Regions from separate parts of the Homo sapiens genome. Here regions 2 and 3 are each linked to region 1. A link is a loop called in an ENCODE intact Hi-C map of the cell type or tissue named here. Cell type or tissue: heart right ventricle. All regions are shown on one strand.

Region 1 (5,000 bases):
TGTATAAAACAGTTTTCTGGGCTGATTATATGCAACATATACTGAGTTGATGAAATTGATTGGTATTTGCTCTTTTTCACAAGGAACTTATTTCAGCTAGCTAGTGAGGGTAAAACTATATGTATCTTTGCAAAACCATCCACATTTACCCTTTGAAACAGATTGTCTCAAGGATTCTGACTCCATCTAAGAATATATCCATATATTTGGAGCTATGCACCTTGGAATGTGTGACTTTCTGTCCACGCTTTGCTGGGAGAGCCTGATCTGAAGGGAATGTCTTAATGCAAGTGCAGGCTCAGTGATGTGCACTTGGGAGAAGGGAGGGGTCAGTAGAAACTTCTTGACAATGACAAGATGTTGAAATTTAAAAAAAGGATTTAAAACCACCGAAGTGTCTGGCCTCCTCTCTTAGTGAAAGTTGATTACCACAGATGATAATATTTAGTTATATTTTAGTTAAAATACTATTTAATTATTAATAAAATAGTAAGAAATGTGATTAAAATATGCTGGGCTGATAATATATTATTGGTTTCTGTTTCATTAATAATAATTTATAAAAATGGATGAATACATCATCTCAAATGAAGATATCAATTCCTGACACAAGAGGTTTCTTTATTCACCTTTGGCTGCTTCAAGGTTTAATAATAGAAAGCTAAAGAAACCAAGAGGACAGAAGACTTTTATCACCTTCTAAATTTAGGGCTTTGAATGATAAGGACTTTATGTGTCACAACACTAAACAATTTCACCTACAGAGTGCTACAGTGAAATTACCACTTATTTGGGGTCCCCGAGATAGCACATTTCATTTTTACCTTGTTTTATTTTACCTATTTCCTGGGAGCAGGCTTAGTCCTACAAGGGAAATACAAAAGCTCCCTTCACACTATGATATGAGAACTGTAAATAGCCCTGCCTGGGAAAACTGATCTTATCCAGAAAGTTTACTGGGCAGACATCTGTACTGTTACATTAACTATGACTACATAGAAAAGCTCCAGTCTAAAATGTGTAAATACCATCTGACCAAGGCCTTTGGGCCCTCCTCTCTCACTAACACCCTAGGAGACGTTATCCTCCACAGTTAAGATGCTGATTTCCTGATGATGGGATGGGAATGGAAAGAAACATGAAGGCCAATCCGAGGAAGCAGCCCGCAGATGAAGAGAAATCTATTTCCATTAATATTTGCTAGGGCCAGGCTTGCAGGGAAGAAACTGGGTTTTAGTAGTTTCTCTGCTGATCCGTACTCATTATCAGCTGTAACAGACAAAAGATGAAGATGGGAAAAAGAGAAAAAGAAATTTAAAAGATGCAAAGGCAAACCATCAATACTCAACTTTCAAGATACTACAAACCAGAAATTGTGTGAGGAGCTTCTAAGAGCTGCAGTTTCCTCTCTGATTCTGGAGAGAAGAACAGTTCAGGAGAGATCAGAGTATTTTCTCATTTAAAAATGATGTAGCAGTTGCTAACTCTAAAATATTGCTGGGAAGATAATGATGCTCATTTGCCTCAGAACCAGACAAAGTGAGATTGGACTCCAACAGGAGGACCCCACGGATCCTATACTGCTTTAGGTAATATCACAATTCCTATATTCCCTTAAATTTTATTTTATACTTTAAACACAAATGCCATTGAACATCATGTCTATTCAGAGCTCACTATTTTTCTGACTCCTCATCAAGCAGCAGAGTTAATGGATTTTGCAAATCAACTGCATCATATGGCAAAAAGATTCCTGAAGTTAGAACCAGAACTAGGCTTGGTTGATTGGTATTGATTATCTTTGTAACCTTTTGTAATTCATATAAACTCATTGAGTCACACATAATATGGTGAATATCCTTATCCACATTAAGGATTTTTTTTCATGAACATTAAGTTGGACCTGGTATTGAGCAGAATACTTAATAAGTTAAATACATTATGTTATAAAAGTTGGGTCCTCCCTAACTACAATTTAGCCTATAATCAAAGGCGGAACATCAGTCACTGACTCTGTCCTAGAGTGTGGGAAAACACTGGGAACATTATCAATCCATCCAAGTGTCCGAGAATAACAGAAACCCCCGCTTTCAAAAAACTCTTTAGAATGAAAAACGTCACATAGAATCACATCGGCATCTTTGAGGGGAGATTTTTCCTGCATATCCTCTTCTGAACAAATTAAGTAATAAAAAGTAAGGCAGATGGGAAATCAAAACTTCATCTTTATAACTAGAAGTGAAATTGGGAGATCATAGTTTAGTGGGAGAGCCTGGTATAGCTGCTGGCTGAACCCACTAATTAGAAACACTTACCCACCCAATCAAAAGAGCACTGAGGCAGATCTTTTGCCCTTTCACCCTTCATGGGCAGAGCGTGTCCCAGGAGGAGCAGAGCAGAATGCATGTTTCCTGTAAATGGCTTGCTTTCAAGAGAAGGGTAAAACTGGGCTATGTATGCTCAATGTAGTTATCCATAATTAACCAATAGAACAAATCACCACACCACTGCCACCTTGGGGTGAAATGAGTAAATGGCAGACAGAGACCAGGAGTGAGCATATTTTGTCCCACAATCTAGGACAGAGTCAGAGTCATTTAACTGTGTTCCCAGCATAGGAAGGAAACATCAAAAGTAGATTAGGAAACATCCCTCGTAACAATTCTCTTTTTGATCTCTTGACCCCTTGGGCTTAACTCTCAATCCCCCATGGGAAAGGGACCAACAATCCTTCAGGATATTTTTGTTCCCATCTTGAGGCCATTTCCTCAATAAAACCATTGTTCCTTCAACTGACTAGAGTTCATATTTATTTACAGTGTGTTTAGATAAAATTTATATACACTACAAACCACTTTTGTGTTTGTATTCTAAATTTTTTTCTGCAACTAAAACTGTTGCTTTTTAAAGAATATCAACAAATAACATTTCTCTTTTCTGCCCCAATTCTGAGTAAATTGAGAAATAAAACAAATAGTAAGGCAGATGGAAGATCAACACAGAGGTAGCTTAGTGATCGAGTCAAATGGGCTTGCCAGATGAACTCCAGAAGTGGGCACAGTTCCTTGCCCAGCCAGTGCCAATCCTGCAGGGAGAAATCCTGTCCTGGAAGAAATGGAGCAGAATGCCTGCTCCCTGATGGCATTTTATTTCCAAGGGGAAGAGGAGCTGAATTGGGCAATGTCTGCAAAGTCAGTCTCCCCAGGTCGATCAATTAGTACATCTTCTAATCCTACCTTTCATCTTGCCTTGGGGTGAGCAAAGGGGCAGGGATAGTCTAGAAATTATATCAGCTTCCTTCACAGAAAGAAAACAGCAAATACTAGGGAAAAAAGTGCCCCCACCACACTATTTTAATACTGTGTTTATTTAGAAATTTTATATATTTCATTTTTTCTCAAATTCCAGTGGTAATTCATGCTACTTGCAACAAGTAAAACAATATAATACAACACTATATACGGGCAAAGGTCATCACTGCTGTTCCCATGTGCCATTACAGCTCTTCCTAAGATGATCAAACTTGTCAACCTTTCGATGTATGTATCCTTCTAATCATTCTGATTTTTCCTTTTCTAAAATATTTTCTTCATTTTGTTAATAATGCTTCTGCTATCCATGGGTAGCAAACGTATGTTCCTTGATATTCTTGCAAGAAATAACAGTTATTTCCCAGTTTCTGTTGGTCAGAAACTCAGGCACAGTTTAACTGGGTCTCCAACTTCATGAATTGTCACAGGCTACAACCATGCTGTTGGCCTGGGCTACTCCATCTCAAGGCTCAAGTGAGGAAGGACCTACTTTCTTTTTTTTTCTTCTTTTGAGACGGAGTCTCGCTCTGTCACCCAGGCTGGAATGCAGTGGTGCGATCTCGGCTCACTGCAAGCTCCGTCTCCCAGGCTCACGCCATTCTCCTGCCTCAGCCTCCCGAGTAGCTGGGACTACAGGCACCCGCCACCACGCCCGGCTAATTTTTTTGTGTTTTTAGAGACAGGGTTTCACCGTGTTAGCAAGGATGGTCTGGATCTCCTGACCTTGTGATCCGCCGGCCTCGGCCTTCCAAAGTGCTGGGATTACAGGCCTGAGCCACTGCGCCCAGCCAGGAAGGACCTACTTTCAAGCTCACTCAAGTTGTTGCTGGAAAGAAACAGATCTCTGTAGGTTGTTTGTTCCTCCCTGGCTGTTGCCTAGAGCAGCACTCTCTGACCTTTTTAGCACCAGGGACTGGTTTCATGGAAGACGATTTTTCCATGGACCGGGATTGTGGGGCATGGTTTTGGGATGATTTAAGCATGTTACATTAATTGTGCACTTTATTTCTACTATTATTACATTGTAATACATAATGAAATGATTATACAACTCACCATAATGTGGAATCAGTAGGAGCCCTGAGCTTGTTTTCCTGCAATGAGATGGTCCCATCTGGGGGTGATGAGACACAATGACAGATCATCAGGCATTAGATTCTCATAAGGAGCAAACAACCTAGATCTCTCACATGTGCAATTCACAGTAGGGTTCATGCTCCTGTGAGAATCTAATGCCACTGCTGATCTGACAGGAGGCAGAGCTCAGGTGGCAACGCGAGTGATGGGGAGCAGCTGTAAATACAGATGAAGTTTCACTGCCTCCTCCGCTTCTCACCTCCTGCCATGTGGCCTGGTTCCTAGCAGGAAACAAACAACTACTGGTCCATGGCCTGGGAGTTGGGGACTCCTAGTCTAGAGGACTTCAATACAGCAAGCAAGCAAGAAGAGTCAAAGAGAGCAAGAGTGCTAGTAAGACAGAAGTCACTATCTTTTGTAACCCAGTCTTAGAAGTGGTAGCCCATCATTTTTGCCATATATTTAATAAAATTCAAAGCAAATCTCTAGGACCAGCCCAGACTCAAGAGAAGGGAATTGCACAAGGGTGTGAATTCCAGGAGACAGAGATTATTGGAGACGATATTAGAAGTCAGTCTACCACACAGCCCTAAAACATTGTTGCTTCATTGT
Region 2 (5,000 bases), 340 kb after region 1:
CGAAGTAGCAGGGACTACAGGCGCCCACCACCACGCCTGGCTAATTTTTTTGTATTTTTTAGTGGAGACCGGGTTTCACCGTGTTAGCCAGGATGGTCTCGATCTCCTGACCTCGTGATCCACCTGCCTTGGCCTCCCAAAGTGCTGGGATTGCAGGCGTGAGCCACCGCACCCGGCCAGCTGCTACTAACAAACTATACTCTTAGCTTAATGTCAGTAACTCTTACCAAGCCAGAGTTCATGAAAAGTACTCACAAAGAAAAAAACATGGTTCTTTAAAAATATATATAATTTCCCCAATTGTCTGTCCCCTTGGGTATTCTGTAAAGTAGAACATTTAGCTCTATATAATTCAAAAAAAATCTATACATAGCTTAGGGAAGGAACCATAAATCTCATGGGTCTCAGATTCACTTCCTGTTGCCTTCCTTCATTACACGTTTAAAGATAATCAATAAAAACTGATTTCTCTTTGTAAGCATTTTCCTGTTCTGCCAGAAATAATAGCAGGCCCTGCCCTAAAATGAAGGAAAAATGGAAAGCAATATTTACCATAAGAGGAGAAAATGAAACTGCTTAAGCATTTTTCCTGAGCCAAGTGAAACACAAACAGCAGACCAACTTTATTCTTACAGAAAAAAATTTTAAATACTCTTGGCATTAATTCTATTCTTAAAATCTATTCTTAAAATTTGTAAGTTTTCAAACTCTGAATTTACATTTCCACTTTCAATGACAACTTCTTTAGGTTTCCTAATAGTTTTAAGTACATACCTGTGTAAATATACATATCACATGCAAGACTTTTGTCAGTGTTAAACATTGAAGCTGTAAAGAGATGACAGGTAGGTCCCCCACACTGCCTCCCGGGAGGGACTAAGGTGCAAACCCAATGGGAAAAAACCCAAATGAGAACAAAGTTACATCAGTAAGGAAAGAATGGACAATTCTATCTCACTTTAAAACAAAACTTTCTATCTCATTTCAAAACACAAAACTTTGCCACTTGCATTTTCAGCACAAGAATTAAACTTTACTGAAAATGTTACTTGAAAGTTTTATATTAAATACTCTGAAATAATCCATTGGGGTTCTCTAATATGGGGAGACTGTCTCACAACTACTCATTTTTAATTCATTTTTCTTCTTCTGGATTCTTCACAAAAGACTGTAAGAAAACACCAAATGAGGGAGTAACAGACCTTTACTTTGTAATGAAGTTCCAAATACATTGTATAAGTTTTCCAGGCTTCCTATTTCCCTTCACTCTGCACTATCTATGGAGGTTGTCATATTTCACCAGGGTGGACTGTAAATCAGACAAGTTCAGCCAGTCAGGTTGAAGAATGGAGGTGAAAAGCACAGTGGAAAATACATAAAGTACAATTAAAACCATATGACCAAAGATATTGAAGCAATACTTGCTGGAGGGAATCCAAGTAAAAATCAAACCTTTTCTGGCGTTAGTGAAACTATCCAGTCCATCTGGGACAAGCACACATCATTTGCTAAATATCCCTTTTCTTTTTTTCCACAGCAAGAGCACCCAGGAAAGTTAAGACCTAACAAGGTAATTAAGTGGATAGCTATCTCTGTAGAATAGTTAAGTTCATAGTTGTTATATAAAACTGATCTCTCATTTAAAATAGTTAACATTTATTTAGAAATAGAGTTTAAGATTGGGCAAGAGTAAATTTTGCATCCACCAAAGTGTATTAGAGGTTCATGATAACAATGTTGAATCAAAAACCTTTTCCACTTTTCTGTGAAATCTTTACCTTTAAAGACCCGAGGATTCCATGAAGACAAAGATAATCTAATTGTCTATTGTTTAACATAACGAACAAGAAGCTATAAAATCCAAACTGTCGCCCCTACTACACCTCAAACAACCTAGATGTTACTGTTTCACATAGGTGGCACTTAGCAGGCCAGTGATGTATATGTACAGAAATTAAGAACTCTTGAAGTTGTAAAGCAGCAATTCTGACAATAATCTTGACTTTGGCAACCTATCATCAAAGCCATTCCAAATCTATTTCTCTTATGCATTCCAGGTGTCATTTATAATAATCTCAGTAGACAACTGAAACATAACTTTTAATACTGCTTTGGGATTCCAGTAAACAACTCAAGCTCAGCAAGTCACTTACCCCCAAGAAACTGAATTCCTCCAGCCACTCTTCCCACTGTCCTGGAGATGAGGTCGGAAACACAGCAACCCATGAGGGCAGTGAGCGCCACCAGGAGGAGGAGGCCACAACCCAGGCCGGTCACTATGGTGCAGATCCTCCATTCTGCGCTGGGGATGCCCTGGAAGGAGGCATAGCGCCCACATTCCTCCACCATCACCATCATCTGCCGACTCTCATCATGCACAGGATATGAGCACCTCCGGAAGGTACCGAAGGACACAGGCTTGCCCAGCTGTGATCCCCAGAGCCAGTAAGGCATAAAGAACCCCACGCAGGAGGTGGCAGCACAAAGAAAAGACAGCAAAGCCCAGATTACTCCAGTACAAGTCAGGCTGGATGCCATCTTTCACCAGATAGGGCAATGAGGACCCCAAGTAAGTGTTCAGGGACTGCAGGAGTGAATGAAGGTGTGAAATCACCAGGGACCCACAGATAATCCACAGTTCCGTAATGCAGAATGGATCTTCAGTCTTACTGGGCATCAACTTTCCATCCTCTGCACTAAAGATGATGGTCCCTGGTAAAACAACAGGAAACATTAAAAATTAAAGGCATTAAAAGAAGTGATAACACTGTTTCAGCTAGTCTACAATTTTCAATTAATAAACATTGAGACTTGCCTCAACACTTTAAAAGTGGGAAGAACTAATTCTCTCTATGAGCTTCATAACTCGATTTTTGTCAAACCAGCTCAAAGCTTTTTCATGTCTTTATCTTCCGTAAATATTTCCAAATTAACTCTGACAGCTATTTACTTAAAGAAACGCCCGATTTTTATTTGACAGGCCAATGAATTCATTCTATATATTATATACTCACATTAAAAGTAATGTAGCACTTTCACTGGGCAATAAACAATTAAAATAAAATGAACCATGCCATGATTTCCATTTTTTGGCTTGCAAGTTCATGCTCATAGTTTGTTGCAACTTTTCTATGTCCCTTTAAGGGTGCATTAACTCTCTGCATGAGCCAAACAAACTAATTAGGATAATTTTTCACAATTGCAGAGTACCATAAATTTAACAAGCATTATGGTCTGCGGAGGCACCCACAGTACAGAACTATTACCAGACACTCTTTGTACTCATTCAGCAGCATTTCAGAATTTCTTTAGTCTTAACATCTTCTAGTGTAAAAGAATGCCTGTGTATGACTTATTTTGAGTCTGCAGTTTTGATTCATTGATTCCAACAGTTCTATTGCAATCATTTCTCCCACTGAATGATTGTCTAATTTGAACAGCAATCCATACTTCCCAGTATGCTACATCAAACCCCAGTCATCCAAATGGTTCCAGGGGCATCTACTTCCACCCCAGCCTTTCAAAAAGAGTTCCTTAACCATTTCTCACACTTTCCATAAAGAAATGAATACAGAAGCACAGAGCCCATCCACCCTAGAATTCCACCCCCAGGACCCCTAACTCCAGCTTTCAGGGTCCATAGCAAATTTCCCCCTTTCTTCACCTCGCCCCTACCCGTTTTTTTCTCTAACCACCGCCCATTTTCAGTTCTGGATGTCACTCAAACGGGAGGTCGGCTACTACTTTTTTTTCTAATCTTGTCAACTGCAGTCAGGGCTGAAGTTGATCTATCTGGGCCACGAGGCTGGGGAAGACCAGCAGGGGGTGGCCTGCGGGCAGGGGGCCCCCATCTCCAACTGCGGTGAGGCGCCCTCGCCAAGACAAGCCCATATTTAGCCCCCTGCCATTGCCTCACCGAGCCACTCCACCCATGGAGACACACAATGATCCCTCCATTCTAAAAGGGGGCAAGAGGCATTTTCCAGCCGGCTCTGGACGAAGGGAGGGGATAAGGATGGGAAGGCAGCACCCCCCGGAGGCAGACGCCAAGAGCGGACGCGGCTGGCAGGCAGAGCCGACGGATCCGCCGAGCTCAGGAAGTCCGGAGCCCGGGAGCAGCCCAACTCCGGCTCCGGGGCAGAGAGGGAGCCCGGGAGAAAGCAGCGGAGCCCACGCCCACGGGGCAGCCGAGTGATTTACTTACATGGCTGGCGGGCGGCGGCCACCTTCCCTCCCGCGTCCCGGGCGCACACACAACTTGCTGTCTTTCTCGGGCGGGAACATCCACGGGAAACCGGACCGTCCTGCCCTTCTTTGCCTCTGTCCCTAACAGCCGCAGAACCCCGGGGCCCGACCTGGAAGAGCAGGGGTTGGCAGGAGGCGGAGGGTCTCCAGAAGCGGGCTGGCACCAGCGGAGACCCCCACTCCCGGCGAGTCCGCGGCGGCAGCTCTGGCGGAGCGCTGTGGGCGCGCGCGGGCGCCGGGGATCGCACGCAGAGGAGCGGATCTCCCTTTGGCAGGCGAGGCACGCACCGCCTCCTCCCCTCCGCTGCCCGGCCCTCCTCTTTCTCCAGTCCCCTCCCCTCGCGCCCCGGGGAACTCCGCGCAGACAGACCCAGGACGCACCGGGGACGTTCCTGGAGCGCCGGGAAGGGAGTGGGGGGGTGCCCCGCTGTCCGCGCGGGTCCAGGCCCACCCCCGGGGGCAGCTTTCGCGGCTCCTCCCCTAGCCCCGAGCCCCCTCGCGCCCCCTCTCCCTGCGTCTCATTCAAAGCTGAGTGGGGAAGGCAGACAGACCGAGAAGTATGGGAGAAAGTTGCTTGTCTTCCTGGGTGACCCCGAGGAGCCACGGAAGATGACACACTTTGCCTGTTGGGGCTTTTCTGGGTTTACTGTTCGGGTTTATGCTCCTGTTTTCCTGCCGCCGTTAAAAGAAGCCGTAGACGGGAAAGAGGGCCTTAAAGAGTGGGTAAAGTGGCCCCTTTGAGATTTGAGGAGGCT
Region 3 (5,000 bases), 140 kb after region 1:
CCCACTTTCCCAGTCTTTATGAAAGGAGGAAGTCACATTCTAGAAGGTGAGCTGTATGCTACCATTCTCCATGGACGTTAACATTTAGAAGGGAAAAATCAGCCCTCAGTCTGTGGTAGGCTTTTCACCCAACTCTGAATGGCTGCTGGTGGCAAAGCAAAGGTGACAGTGGAGGAAGTTTGCTTTCAGTATAGATTCTATTTCCTTTACATTAAAACCAACAAAGGAAATGCGATTGCTTTCTAACAAGCCTTATAAACAGACTATTTTCACAATTTGTGTGCCTTAAAGCTGCCTGCTATGAAGGCATAGGGTTTTACTTCAGAAAGGAAACCAATGGAACATCTAGTTTTGCAGCTTTTTCTGCTGTGACCCTTGAACCTCTGCAGGGTGTTGGGGGTGTCTCTGTGGTGTCTAAAGAACATGTGCCCAGGTGGGATGGAGCAAGGTGAGCTTGGGGGATGCAGAGCAGAGATGTTGCCCTCCACTGCTGCCCCCACCAGGATGGGGCTGCTCTACCTGCTTTCTGATGGGGCTGCACCTGATATTGTATATAAGGGCAAGGTTCAGCTCCTCCATAATTTTGAAAACTATCCTAACCTGGTGTTATTGGCTAAACTGCATCGCCCTATCTCCAAAACAGAGGTATATTGAGGTCCTAACCCCCAGTACCTCAGAATGTGAACTTATTTGGAAATAAGGTTGTTGCAGATGTAATTAGGTAAGATGAGATCATACTGGAGTAGGGTAGGTCACTACTCTGATGTGACTGGTGTCCTTATAAGAAGACAGCCAGGCTGGGTGCAGTGGCTCACACCTGTAATCCCAACACTTTAGGAGGCCAAGGCAGGAGGATTGCTTGAGCCCAGGAGTTCAAGACCGGCCCGGGCAACATGGCAAGACACCATCTCTCCAAAAAACAAAAATTAGCCAGTGTGGTGGTGTGTGCCTGTGGTCCCAGCTACTTGGGAGGCTGAGGTGGTGGGAGGATCACTTGAGCCAGATAAGTCAAGGCTGCAGTAAACTGTGATCATGCCACTGCACTTTAACCTGGGTGACAGAATGAGACACTGTCTCAAAAAGAAAAAAAGACAGGAAGACAGGCAGGTGAAGACACACACACACATACATACACACACACAGAGGCAGAGTTTGGAGTCACGCTGCTTTAAGTCAAGGAATGCCTAGGGGAACCAGAAGCTAGGAAGAGGCAAGGAGAAACTTCTCTAGAACCTTCAGAGGGAGCATGGCCCTGCCAACAACTTTATTTCAGACTTGTAGCCTCAGAACTGAGAGAGAATAGATTTCTGTTGTTTTAAGCCTCATGATTGGTGGTCCTTCCTTATACCAGCCCTAGGAAACTAAAACACCTAGTTAAAAATATATTCTTCTCTCATTTAATTTGTTTTACCCTCTTAGGCAATAAGTTAATAAAGTAAATTGAAAAAAAAAAGTAGATTTTCTTAATTTACTAACTTCTGTTTCCCACCCCATCCTCAAATGTCTTAAGAAAATGGCCCCAAGAAGAGACATAGATAGAGGCTCTGGTTTCTCCAAGCACAACATCACGGCTCACATGCCCTAGACTCAGATGCCACACATAACACCATCAATCTCTGTCTTACCACTGTGTCAAAGAAGGGAGGTCGATCCAGGATCCTCACTGCTATAACCTGGAGGAAGCATAACTTACACGTCAGACATAGTTAACCATGCATGCCTGACATGTGAGATGCAAGCTGCATGATCATAATTTATATTTAAATAGCTTCTTTCTCCAAAGAGCTTGAAGAAATTTACCGACTTTTACTTAATTAATTCTTGTAAGTCATCCGTGACGAAGGTAAAGTAAGGTCATATATCCCTCTTTCCTCTGGCATCTCAGGGTTTGGCTACTTGTTCTCCACTTTTTGTTTTTAGAATTGTGGAGTTTCTCCTCTCCAAATGCACAGACTGTTATTCTGAAGCCAATGTTTGTATTTCCATATAAACTCTATTTCTGGGAGCTTCGGAAAGAAGCTCTTTGGAAAGAAACTTGTTCCGGGAGCCACGGAAAGAAAATAATTTCCGTTGTCTTCCTTTTGTTGGAAAGGGGGGGTTACTCAGAAAGGCCCAATCTATTCTGAAATTACCATTTATTTAGAGCCGTAACTAATGAATTATTTTGAGATCTAGGAAAGTCAGACTTTGTGTGTGTGTGTGTGTGTGTTTGTGTGCATTTGTGTAGAGAGAGACAGAAGCAGTAACTCTGCTGAACAGCATTAGAATGACATAGTGTTTTAGGGTGGAGGCAGCATCTCAGCCAAACTTTTGTTCACCACACACATCTTTAGTGACACTTTTGGCCAGTCTTCAGGGTGTGTTCCGTGGGCCCTCCTCCGAGGACTGCATGGCTGGGACACATGGAGACAACATAATCAAGGAAAGAGAAGAAGGAAGGACTTCGGAGGCAAACTCCATTTCAACCAGGGCTGCTTCTCTTTGCCTGTTTTCCTACTGAGTTTCTGAATAAGCTCAATGAAACAAAATTTTAAAAAATTGTAAAATCTCCTAAGGAACTTCCTGGATGTTACATGAAGATTTAAGAAAGAATAGTAAATTTCTTTGAGCTCTTTGAAGAACAAAGTTATTAAACATTCTGGCATTGAGTTCTCTGGACCTGACTTGAGAGGATCTTCCTTTAATTTACCAAATAGTAAGAAAGATGTATTTCCAGAAACCTGTATTTCTCAACTCCCTAAAGGGTAAAGCCTTTCTGCAAAGGGCAGAGCAATGGTAAGCTGCTTCAGTCTTCACTAGCCCAAACTTGAGGTGACTCTGCAGAAGTGATACATTTTACCAGCCTTGGAAGCTTTGTTGGCACTAGTTTGCCTTCTTGGATATTGTAAATTTACTGGATTTAACCAAGTGCCACCAGCCTCTAAAACAGGGGTCCCCATCCCCTGGGCCACAGACCGCTACCAGTCCCTGGCCTGTTAGGAACAGGGCCGCAGAGCAGGTGGGGAGCGGTGGGCAAGTGAGCATTACTGCCTGAGCTCCGCATCCTGTCAGATCAACAGTGGCATTAGATTCTCATAGAAGCACAAACCCTATTGTGAACTGTGCATGCAAAGGATCTACGTTGTGCACTCCTTATGAGAATCTAATGCCTAATGATCTGAGATGGAACAATTTCATCCCCAAACCATCCTCACTACACCCTCCTGTCCATGGAAAAATTGTCTCCACAAAACAGGTCCCTGGTGCCAGAAAGTTAGGGTTTGCTGCTCTAGAACAGCAGAGTACGTTTCATAATCATTCGACACAAGTGTGGCCAACCTACCCTACAACTCCAAGTCTTTCCTAGTGCCTTCCTAGTGCCACTGATTAGTGCAGGAATTCAAGTTTTAAAAATCCTATGGTTATCCAGACACCATAAAAGGGGCTTTCAAAGTTTCAACATACATGTTTGTAAGCCAAAAGAGCATAGGGTCAATCTGGTTTATTCTGCTGGCTTCTATTAAAATATATAACCATATTTCTATAGTACTTACAGCTATCTTGTTGAGAAAACACAGACACCACAGTCTAAAGTGGTTTTACATATTCATTTCTGTTTAAAATGGTCTGAAGAATTCAGGGAAAACTAAATTTAGCCTCTTTACACAGAAGAATATTAAAACAGAAGGCTCTAAACCAGCAAGAAAAGTATTTTAATTAGCATTTATTAGAGGAGGAAAATGATAAGTAGGAAAGAGACAAACTTGGAAGCAAGAGTTGAACAAGCTCTTTCTAAACTCCTATGACAACACTTATGTAGGTGTATCTTAATTGGAAATTTAGGATAGCAGAATTGGCAAATCAGGACAAGAATTATGAACTCTTTTTAGTGGAAGAGGGAGAAGCATGGGACTTGAAAGGATAGCGTCCTATAAAGATCACGCTGTGGAAAGCAAAGAAATTCACTGAGAAGCCAAAATGTTATGACTAATATTGCCTCTTACATTTGTGGTAAGATAAATTCTGGCATCATCGGCACCTGAAAGGAGATGAAGGGGATCCAAGATCAGAAAACTCTGACTGCCAGGGTTAAATAAGAAAATTCATAAAACTAGGCCAGGTGCAGTGGCTCACGCCTGTAATCCCAGCACTTTGGGAGACCGAGGCAGGTGGATCACCTGAGGTTGGGAGTTCGAGGCCAGCCTGACCAATATGGAGAAACCCCGTCTCTACTAAAAACACAAAGTTAGCCAGACCTGGTGGCACATGCCTGTTATCCCAGCTACTCAGGAGGCTGACACAGGAGAATTGCTCGAACCCAGGAGGTGGAGATTGCGGTGAGCCAAGATCGCACCACTGCACTCCAGCCTGGGCAACAAGAGCAAAACTCTGTCTCAAAACAAAAACAAAAAAGAAAAGAAAATTCATACAACCAAATTTGATCCAAGAAAGCAGGCCTAAGTAAGGTGAAAATTATTAATAGCCAAATTTAAAATGAAGGGTGGCAATAATGTGCACCTCAGCATACCTTCACTGCAAATTGGTATTTGCTGTTGATACTAACTTGGAAAAAACACTGACGTGAGTTCAATCAAAATCTAAGTCTCTAGAAAATAATCAGGTGTTTGGTTTCACAGCCATACAAGCCCCATTTTCCATGTTCAATAGCCACATGTGGCTGGTGGCTTCCATACTAGTCAACACAGATGGGAGACATTTTCATCATTTGCAGACAGTTCCACTGGACAGTGCTGTGTTAGACAGAATGGTTTTCAGACATTTCAGACTACTGTAAGAATGGCAAGGCCGGGCGCGGTGGCTCACGCCTGTAATCCCAGCACTTTGGGAGGCCGAGGCGGGCGGATCACGAGGTCAGGAGATCGAGACCATCCCGGCTAAAACGGTGAAACCCCGTCTCTACTAAAAATACAAAAAATTAGCCGGGCGTAGTGGCGGGCGCCTGTAGTCCCAGCTACTTGGGAGGCTGAGGCAGGAGAATGGCGTGAACCCGGGAGGCGGAG

What was found. A loop is a pair of places that touch in the nucleus more often than their neighbours do. Peaks named below come from ENCODE experiments on the same cell type or tissue, not always from the same donor. Only the 100,000 strongest peaks of a DNase experiment are listed, where the experiment ranks them.
Region 2: a loop joins it to region 1, with 4 times the contacts of the local background. A loop is called at or near these places in 77 of 110 quality-filtered maps.
Region 3: a loop joins it to region 1, with 2.3 times the contacts of the local background. A loop is called at or near these places in 7 of 110 quality-filtered maps.

What each region holds. Positions count from the first base shown.
Region 1 is chr13:39,260,641-39,265,640 of GRCh38, forward strand. It overlaps LOC107984579 (a long non-coding RNA gene), which reads right to left and starts at 523. Exons shown (of 3, transcript XR_001749843.1): 1 at 1-523. RefSeq lists a silencer at 2,558-2,607. In heart right ventricle, CTCF peaks have their summits at 2,530 (motif pointing left) and 2,733; a DNase peak (open chromatin) is centred at 2,521; H3K27ac peaks cover 3,357 bases.
Region 2 is chr13:39,598,679-39,603,678 of GRCh38, forward strand. LHFPL6 (LHFPL tetraspan subfamily member 6) reads right to left here and starts at 4,515. Exons shown (of 4, transcript NM_005780.3): 1 at 4,205-4,515; 2 at 2,154-2,712. The coding sequence starts at 2,538. LOC112268119 (protein SPT2 homolog) reads left to right here and starts at 2,646. Exons shown (of 4, transcript XM_035861111.2): 1 at 2,646-2,715; 2 at 3,772-3,862; 3 at 3,966-4,964. The coding sequence starts at 2,646. RefSeq lists a silencer at 4,410-4,709. In heart right ventricle, CTCF peaks have their summits at 2,252 and 4,027 (motif pointing left); DNase peaks (open chromatin) are centred at 2,263, 4,173 and 4,543; H3K4me3 peaks cover 5,000 bases; H3K27ac peaks cover 5,000 bases.
Region 3 is chr13:39,395,719-39,400,718 of GRCh38, forward strand. All of the region lies in intron 2 of LHFPL6 (LHFPL tetraspan subfamily member 6), which reads right to left. Among named protein-coding and RNA genes, the nearest start is that of LHFPL6, 200 kb to the right of the region's middle. In heart right ventricle, no CTCF peak of the experiment used is centred here; a DNase peak (open chromatin) is centred at 2,348; H3K27ac peaks cover 4,313 bases.